2 separate regions of the Homo sapiens genome follow, and region 2 is linked to region 1. Evidence: read pairs that join two places in POLR2A ChIA-PET (ENCODE). Cell type or tissue: K562. All regions are shown on one strand. Each heading gives the region's core, and the rest is flanking DNA. Links, peaks and the distances in the headings are about the cores only. Region 1 overlaps RBM47 (RNA binding motif protein 47). Region 2 overlaps N4BP2 (NEDD4 binding protein 2).

Region 1 (4,391 bases), core at 146-4,145:
TGTACTAGACACAGTGCTAAATTCTCGACATATACAACCTCCTGCCAAATCTCATGTGGCAAGTACTCTCATGATCCCTATTTTCTCATACAAATGAGGAAACGGAAACCCAAAGAAGTCAAGTGAAGCTAATTATTGGTGGAAAGCAAGACTGGAACCCACCAGACTCCAAAATCTCAGCTTGTACCTATTAGGCTTACACTGAACCCTGAATAAATGAGATTTCTAAAGATGGTTGGCTTTTCTGCATATTTTCATCTCACATTTTAGCACATCCATTTCTGTTGCTCATCTTCTCTCTGTTTCACAGCTGTGTGTTCTGCTATCACAGCAACCGTGAAAACCAAGGCTGGAAGTGCCGTGTGTGTCAAGGAATTCTAACCAGAACTGGAATTGGCATTCGGACTCAGAAAAGGATTTTCTCATGGATGCTTTCCTAGGCATGACAACAGCATAGTTCTGGGCTGGGAATTCTAGAATGCAGCAATGGTGCACAGACACCGCTCAGCTCACTGCAGCCTTGACCTCCTGGGCTCAAGCAATCCTCCTGCTTCAGCCTCCTGAGTAGCTAGGACTACAGGCGCACGTCACCACGCTCGGCTAATGCTCATTACTATGAATGAAAAGCCACTGGGAGCCCGGTACTGCGCTAGAATCTTCTTTGAGAATAAGCTGGGAATTTATCCAAATGAATCTGTACCAACCAAAACAAATGCAAACGTTGTAAGCAAGCCAAGGTCCTGTTTTTCACATGATCCTGATCCAGGCCACTGGATATATTTAATGAGCTCAGGCTTGATAGTAAACAAAATAGGGAAAGTAAAATATTTTTATGATCCAGTATGGGGGTAAGGCTATGAATTTCACTGTGTTACATGATTTGCAAATACAAAAATGAATCTGCTTGCACCCAACTAGGGGACCTCCCCTAGTTACCGCTTGCTATAATGAAATGTAGAAAGTGATAAACATGGCCAGGCATGATGGCTCAGGTCTGTAATCCCAGCACTTTGGGAGGCCAAGGTGCGCAGATTGCTTGAGGCCAGGAGTTTGAAACCAGCCTGGCCAACATGGCGAAACCCTGTCTCTACTAAAAATACGAAAATTAGCCAGCTATTTTATTAGTACAAAATACGACTATTAGCACACCTGTAGTCCCAGCTACTTGGGAAGCTGAGGCACGAGAATCGCTTGAACCCAGGAGGCAGGGTTGCAGATCACAGAGTGAGACTGTCACAAACAAAGTGATAAACATAAAAAAAGAGATGCTGGTCTTTCATATTGGCCAGATTTCTTTAACAAAAACATTCACCTTTCAAACAATTTTTGTTTTGTAAATCTGGATTTTTATTAAGGTGAGGCACACTGGATTATTCTAAAGGCAGTTGTGTATACAGAAGCCAGGGGCGAAAGAACTTCGAAAATAGCCTAGAGGAAAGAATGGGACAAAGAGAGGAAGGGGAAAAAAAGGATAAATAGGGGAAAAAATGCAAAAACTGGAGTTTTTTGGTAACTAAGAAGAGGGGCATTTTAAAAGCCAAGGCTTGGTAAAAACCTAGGGAATAGGCTTAAGTAGAAAGGAGATTTGGGAAGCTCCAGGGCCCTTGGACACCTGGCAGTGAGCATCAGAAAGAAAAGTAAGAGTTCTTAAGAAAAACCAATCAACTTTGCATTTGCCCTGGGGCTGGCCTGGCAGTGCTGCTATCAGAATTCAGATACTGGCCCAGCCCTGCTCTAGGGCCTGAAGTTTGGCTCTTGCCTCTTCATTTCAGTCCCTTTAGCTGCCCATCCAATCTAGATCCCCGGAGTGCTCAAAGGAGAGGCAACAAGAAGAAAAAGAAAAAGAAGGACAAACTGAAATGCAAGCATGGACCTTAGATGACGATTCTCACAGCTCTCCCCCTTCATGGGACCTTCAGAATTCATTCTTGTGAAAGCTGTAAGTCAAGGAGGACACAGCCAGAAACCGTGACTCATCAAATTCCCAAAGCCAAGACCAGAACACACAGACTCTGGATCCAAGGACTCGCTTTCTGCTTTCAGAACACGGGATCCTGCCTACTTTGTAGTATTTCAATACAAAGCTGATCAAGCCGAGGGTCCCCATCTACTCCCCGCCAGCCTGGCTGCCCTTCCCTGTCTTCAGAGTTTTCTAAATCATAGAGAAGATAGAGTTTAATTCCATGGTGTTTGAGTCACAGGACCTTAGAACACTTCAGAAAACGATTGGCCTTAAAAAATGGTTGGGTCTGTACAAGAAAGTCACTGAGTACAGAGGATGGCAAACATTTCTGTCATGGGCTAGGTAAATACTATAGGCTTTGCAAGCCATGTGTTTTCTGTTACATATTATTCTTTTATTTGTTTCTTTTTGTTTTTTGTTTTTGGGGTTTTTGTTTTTTGTTTTTGAGACAGGATCTCCCTCTGTCACCCAGGCTGGAGTACAGTGGTGCCATAACAGCTCACTGCAGCCTCAACCTCCCTGGCTCCAGGGATCCTCCTGCTTCGGCCTCCTGAGTAGACTGCAGGTGTGCTTCACTACACTTGGCTAATTTTTTTATTTTATGTAGAGACAGGGTCTCTCACTGTGCTGCCCAGTTTGGTTCTTTTTTTTTTTTTTTTTTTTTTTTTTTTGCAACCTTTTAAAAATGTAAAAACCATTAGCTAGAGGGCCACACATAAACAGACAACAGACCACAGTTTACTGATGCCTGACTTAGAGCAATGGAAAAGGGCTGGCAGCATTGACTGGTGACTGCTGCATGTAGTGAGACTAAAGATAGTACAAAACCTCACCAGGTTTGACGAAGGCAACTACCTCTCCATCTGACTTGCCCAAGTCAGCTATAGCTGTGGCAGAGAATTTAATCTGGAAATGCTAGGCTTATATCTTTGAAAAATTAGATAAATGAAGTTGTTGGTTTTGTGTTTGTTTTATTTTATTTTTTTGAGACAGTCTCACTCTCTCTTGCCCAGGCAGCCACCCTGCAGTGTCGTGGTGTGATCTTGGCTCACTGCAACCTCCACCTCCTGGGTTCAAGCAATCCTCCCACCTCAGCCTCCCAAGTAGCTGGGACTACAGGCGTATGCCACCACAACTGGCTAATTTTTTTTTTTTTTTAAGACGGAATCTAGCTCTGTTGCTCAGGCTGGAGTGCAGTGGTGTGATCTCGGCTCACTGCAACCTCTGCCTCCCAGATTCAAGCGATCCTCCTGCCTCAGCCTGCCAAGTAGCTGAGATCACACCTGGCAATTTTTTTTTTTTTTTTTTTTTTTTTGTATTTTTTAGTAGAGACAGGGTTTCACCATGTTGGCCAGGCTGGTCTTGAACTCCTGACCTCAAGTCATCCACCCGCCTTGGACTCCCAAAATGCTGGGGTTACAGGCATGAGACACTGCGCCCGGACTAACTTTTGTATTTTTAGTAAAGGCGGGGTTTCACCATGTTGGCCAGGCTGGTCTCGAACTCCTGGCCTCAACTGGTAACGCCCGCCTCAGCCTCCCAGGACAAATGAAGTTTAAAATAAGCTAGAATATTTTTTAACCTGCTAGTTTTCATTGTGTGTGTGTGTGTGTGTTTGGGGGGTGGGGGGGTGTACGTTTTTATTTAAAAGTGAATACTCCATATGTACCACAAAATTCCAAACCTGGAAGAATCTTCCAATATAGTCCAGTCTACAACTGTTTACCCTTGAGGAAACTGACCTGCTTCAGTTAAATGAGATATTCTAAGTCACATGTTAGTTTGCAGAAGAGAAGGGGCCAGAAACTTGTTTTCGTATTTCAAAATTCATACACTTTACTTTAATGGTGCACTGCCCATTAAGTACTAAAAAATCAATTCAACAAATACTTACGAAGTATTTCTTATATATCTAGCACTGGTTAGGTGCACTAAGGTTACAAAATAAATGTAAGCGAAGATTACTGCCCATAGAAATGTTTTGGGCCAGGTGTGGTGGCTCATGCCTGTAATCCCAGCACTTTGGGAGGCCAAGGCGGGCAGATCACAAGGTCAAGAGATCAGGACCATCCTGGCCAAAATGGTGAAACACCATCTCTATTAAAAATACAAAAATTAGTTGGGCGTGGTGGCACGCCTGTAGTCCCAGCTACTTGGGAGGCTGAGGCAGGAGAATCCCTTGAAACCAGGAGGCCGAGGTTGCAGTGAGCTGAGATCGTGCCACTGTACTGCAGCCTGGCGACAGAGTGAGGCTTTTTTAAAAAAAAAACAACAAAAAACCCTTTTGGTCTCTCACTGAGAAAACAAGGCACACACACTAAGCAAATATATTCTTCCTTGCATTGTCATGTAACTACATATCTAAAATGGGAGCCACCGTAATCCTAGCACTTGGGAGACCTGAGGTCAGGAGTTCAAGACCAGCCTG
Region 2 (4,391 bases), core at 276-4,275, 450 kb before region 1:
TACAGGCATGTGACCTGATTCCCTGATACATGCTACTTATACTATATTCAGATTTCCTGAGTTGTTCCAAAAATGTTTTTGATTGCTGTGTGGTGTTTTTTTTTCTTCTTTTTTTTTTTGAGAGGAAGTCTTGCTCTATCACCCAGGCTGGAGTGCAGTGGCGTGATCTTCGCTCACTGCAACCTCCTTCTCCTGAGTTCATGCAGTTCTCTTGCCTCAGCCTCCTAAATAGCTGGGATTACAGGTGTCCGCCACCATGCCTGGCTAATTTTTGTATTTTTAGTGGAGACGGGGTTTCACCATGTTGGCCAGGCTGGTGTTTTTTTTTTAAATGCCAGATTTCAGTCAAGAACTACCCGTTGCATTTGGGTTGTAATCTTGAGTCTTTTTAAATATATAGGTAGAACTGTCTCTTCTACCCATCCACCTCCTTCTCTACTCTGCCTCTCCTTCCCTACTCTGCCTCTCCTTCCCTGTGGTATTGACCTGTTAGGTCTGTTGAGACGATTACATTTTGTATTGCTGCTTGTTTCCTCATGGTGTAGTATTACTTCTTCCTCTATCCCCTATATTTATTTCCTGTAAACTGGGAGTTAGATCTAAAGGTGTGAGTAGACTTAGGTTAAACAGTTTTGGAAGAGTATCTCATTTAGTAATGCTGTGTACTTCCTACTGTTTCTAGTTAAGAGGCATATAATGTCAGGTCCCACTATTTTGATGCTGTATTTGATCACCAAGCTAATGTGGTGAGAACCTGATCATTTCATTATAAAGTTATGGTTTTCTTTTTGCTTCTAGCAAGTAGTAATCTATAGGGTGGTACTTTGACATCAGGTAAATTTTTTATTTTTTATTTTTTTGAGACGGAGTTTTGCTCTTGTTGCCCAGGCTGGAGTGCAATGGTGCGATCTCGGCTCACTGCAACCTCTGTCTCTTGGGTTCAGGTGATTCTCCTGCCTCAGCCTCCCGAGTAGCTGGGACTACAGGCTCTCGCCACCACGCCCAGCTAATTATGTATTTTTAGTAGAGACGAAGTTTCGCCATATTGGCCAGGCTGGTCTTGAACTCCTGACCTCAGGTGATCCTCCTGCCTTGGCCTCCCAAAGTGCTGGGATTATAGGTGTGAGCCACTGCCCCCGGCCTCAAATTTCTTTTTTTAAAAAACATTTTTATTTTATTTTATTTTATTTTTTGACTTTTTGGAGACAGAGACTCACTCTGTCACCCAGGCTGGAGTGCAGTGGCACAATCTCAGCTCACTGCAACCTCTGCCTCCCGGGTTCAAGCGATTCTCATGCGTCAGCCTCCTGAGTAAGCTGGGACTACAAGCATTTGCCACTATGCCTGGCTAATTTTTTTTTTCTTTTTTGAGATGGAGTCTCCTTCTGTCACCCAAGCTGGAGTGCGGTGGCACAATCTCAGCTCACTGCAATCTCCGCCTTCCGGGTTCAAGTGATTCTTGTGCGTCAGCCTCCTGAGTAAGCTGAGACTACAGGCGTGTGCCACTATGCCTGGCTAATTTTTTTTTTTTTTTTTTTTTTGATATGGAGTCTCACTTTGTCGCCAGGCTGGAGTTCAGTGGCGTGATCTTGGCTCACTGCAACCTTCGACTCCCTGGTTCAAGCAATTCTCCTGCCTCAGCCTCCTGAGTAGCTGGGATTATAGGCACGTGCCACCATGCCCAGCTAATTTTTGTATTTTTAGTAGAGATGGGGTTTCGCCATGTTTGCCAGGATGGTCTTGATCTCCTGACCTCGTGATCCACCCACCTCGGCCTCCCAACGTGCTGGGATTACAGGCGTGAGCCACCGCGCTCGGCCCACCTGGCTAATTTTTGTAATTTTAGTAGAGATGAGGTTTCATCACGTTGCCCTGGCTGGTCTCCAACTCCTGAGCTCAGGCAATCCCTCCCTGTACCCCCCCAGGCCTCCCAAAGTAATAGGACTACACTCGTGAGCTACCACTCCCGGCCCCAGATAAATTTCTTTCTTTTATTTTTGTGGGACTTTTTTTTTTTTTTGGGACAGAGCCTCTCTCTGTTGCCCACGCTGGACTGCAATGGTGCCATCTCGGCTCACTGCAATCTCTGCCTCCCAGGTGATTCTCCTGTCTCAGCCTCCCTCCTGAGTAGCTGGGATTACAGGTGTGCACCACCATGCCCAGCTAATTTTTATTTTTAGCAGAGACGGGGTCTCACCATGTTGGCCAGGCTGGTCTCAAACTCCTGACCTCAAGTAATCCACCCACCTTGGCCTCCAAAGTGTTGGGATTACAGGTGTGAGCCACCGCACCTGGCCAGGTCAATTTCTTTACCAACTTTTCACCTAATGATTTTAGCATTCATTGATGATTCTTGATTAGCTATTTAATTATTGGTTAAAAAATGGTAATTAGTTTTGGGTTCTGTTGTTCCTTATACATTTAGTAGCTAGCCACCTTCTATAAAGATAAGGTTTCTCTCATCAACTAAGGCTATTTTGTTACCTGGAATTAGTGTTCTACTTAAAGGCAGAATAGATGCTTAGTTACTTTCTTTTATACAGACTTTTTCAGAGTGCAATAGTCACCTCCAGTGGCAATAAGTGCAGTCTTTCTTGTCTTTTCTCTTTTGTCACTTTCTTTTTGGAATATCATATATATTATAAATATTATAGACATTTTTGACTTTGATTTCTTTTGTGATTATAGTTTGATGTGAATTTGACTTTAATATATAACTTTCCTTTCATAGTAAGAAGACATGTTGGATAACAAGAAGAGGTGTAGAGTTTGCATATATCAACTGTGGCCTTAATGAGCATGTTGACAGCATCGATGCTAGACAGACAGTAAGTGTTATTAAAGTTGTAGAGTATGAATATTTTACACATAAGATTTTTTTTTTTTTTTAAATTGAGTCTTGCTGTATCACCTAAGCTGAAGTACAGTGGCGCAATCTTGACTCACTTCAGCCTCAAACTGCTAGGCTCAAGCGATTCTCTCACCTCAGCCTCCCGAGTAGCTGGGACTACAGGTGCATGCCACCACACCCAGCTAATTTTTGTATTTTTTGGTAGAGATGGTTTTTGTTTTTGTTTTGTTTTTTTGAGGTGGAGTTTCATTCTTGTTGCCCAGGCTGTAGTGCAATGGCATGATCTCAGCTCACTGCAACCTCTGCTTCCCAGGTTTAAGCGATTCTCCTGCCTCAGCCTCCCAAGTAGCTGGGATTACAGGCGCATGCCACCACATCCAGCTAATTTTTTATTTTTAGTAGAGACAAGTTTTCTCCATGTTGGTCAGGCTGGTCTCAAACTCCCAACCTCAGGTGATCCGCCCGCCTCAGCCTCCCAAAGTACTGGGATTACAGGCGTGAGCCACCGAGCCCTGCTTGTTTTTGCTTTTTTTTGAGATGGAGTGTTGCTCTATTGCTCAGGCTGGAGTGCAGTGGCACGATCTTGGCTCACTGCAACTTCCGTCTCCTGGGTTCATGCAACTCTTCTGCCTCAGCCTCCCAAGTAGCTGGGATTACAGATGTGTGCCACCATGCCCAGCTAATTTTTGTATTTTTAGTAGCGATGGGGTTTCACATATTGGTCAGGCTAGTCTCTTAACCCTTGACCTCAAGTGATCCACCCACTTTGACCTCCCAAAGTGCTGGAATTACAGGCGTGAGCCACCGTGTCTGGCCCAGAGATGGCGTTTTGTCATGTTGCCCAGGCTGGTCTCAAACTCCTTGGCTCAAGTGATCCGCCTGCCTCGGCCTCCCAAAGTGCTGGGACAACAGGTGTGAGCCACCACGCCTGGCCTACACAGGTTTCTAAGCTTTTACTTATATATTTGAGGGACTAAAAAAACACCTCATGAGAAGGAAAATATAATCACAGATTTTGTTACTAGAATTTTCAAAAGAGCTTTCGTGGTATAAGACATGTTGACTGAGGAAGCATAAAGAACTGAATTGTGGTGTTAGTTTTTCTATTTAATGAGTGTTTTCGTTTCTCTGCTTCTTAAAGGCCAGTCTTGGCTGGGCATGGTGCCTCACGCCTGTAATCCCAGCACTTTGGGAGGCTGTGGCAGGCAGATCACTTGAGGCCAGGAGTTTGAGACCAGCCTGGCTAACATGGCAAAACTCCGTCTCCACTAAAAATACAAAAATTAGTGGGACATGTTGGCATGCACCTATAATCCCAGCTACTTGGGAGGCTGAGACATGAGAATTGCTTGAGCCTGGGAGGCAGAGGCTGCAGTGAGCTGAGCTCTTGCCACTGCACTCCAGCCTGGGCGACAGAGTGAGACTCTGTAAAGAAAAAAAAAAAAGTAAATAAATAAAAAATAGGCCAATCTTGCTTCTTCATATTTTACATATTGTTAGCCATCCATAAATATTTGTGCACCTGTTTTATGTGTGGTAC

Evidence for each region. ChIA-PET counts read pairs that join two places held together with the same protein. Peaks named below come from ENCODE experiments on the same cell type or tissue, not always from the same donor. Only the 100,000 strongest peaks of a DNase experiment are listed, where the experiment ranks them.
Region 2: POLR2A ChIA-PET joins it to region 1 with 5 read pairs; 2 of 35 experiments call an interaction of 5 or more read pairs at or near these places.

Annotation. Positions count from the first base shown.
Region 1 is chr4:40,524,184-40,528,574 of GRCh38, forward strand. The region is part of intron 2 of RBM47 (RNA binding motif protein 47); the gene reads right to left. Among named protein-coding and RNA genes, the nearest start is that of MIR4802, 24 kb to the left of the region's middle. RefSeq lists enhancers at 1,395-2,194, 2,195-2,995. In K562, for the core only: no CTCF peak of the experiment used is centred there; a DNase peak (open chromatin) is centred at 1,968.
Region 2 is chr4:40,070,724-40,075,114 of GRCh38, forward strand. It overlaps N4BP2 (NEDD4 binding protein 2), which reads left to right. Exons shown (of 18, transcript NM_018177.6): 2 at 2,732-2,828. Among named protein-coding and RNA genes, the nearest start is that of N4BP2, 16 kb to the left of the region's middle. In K562, for the core only: no CTCF peak of the experiment used is centred there; no DNase peak of the experiment used is centred there.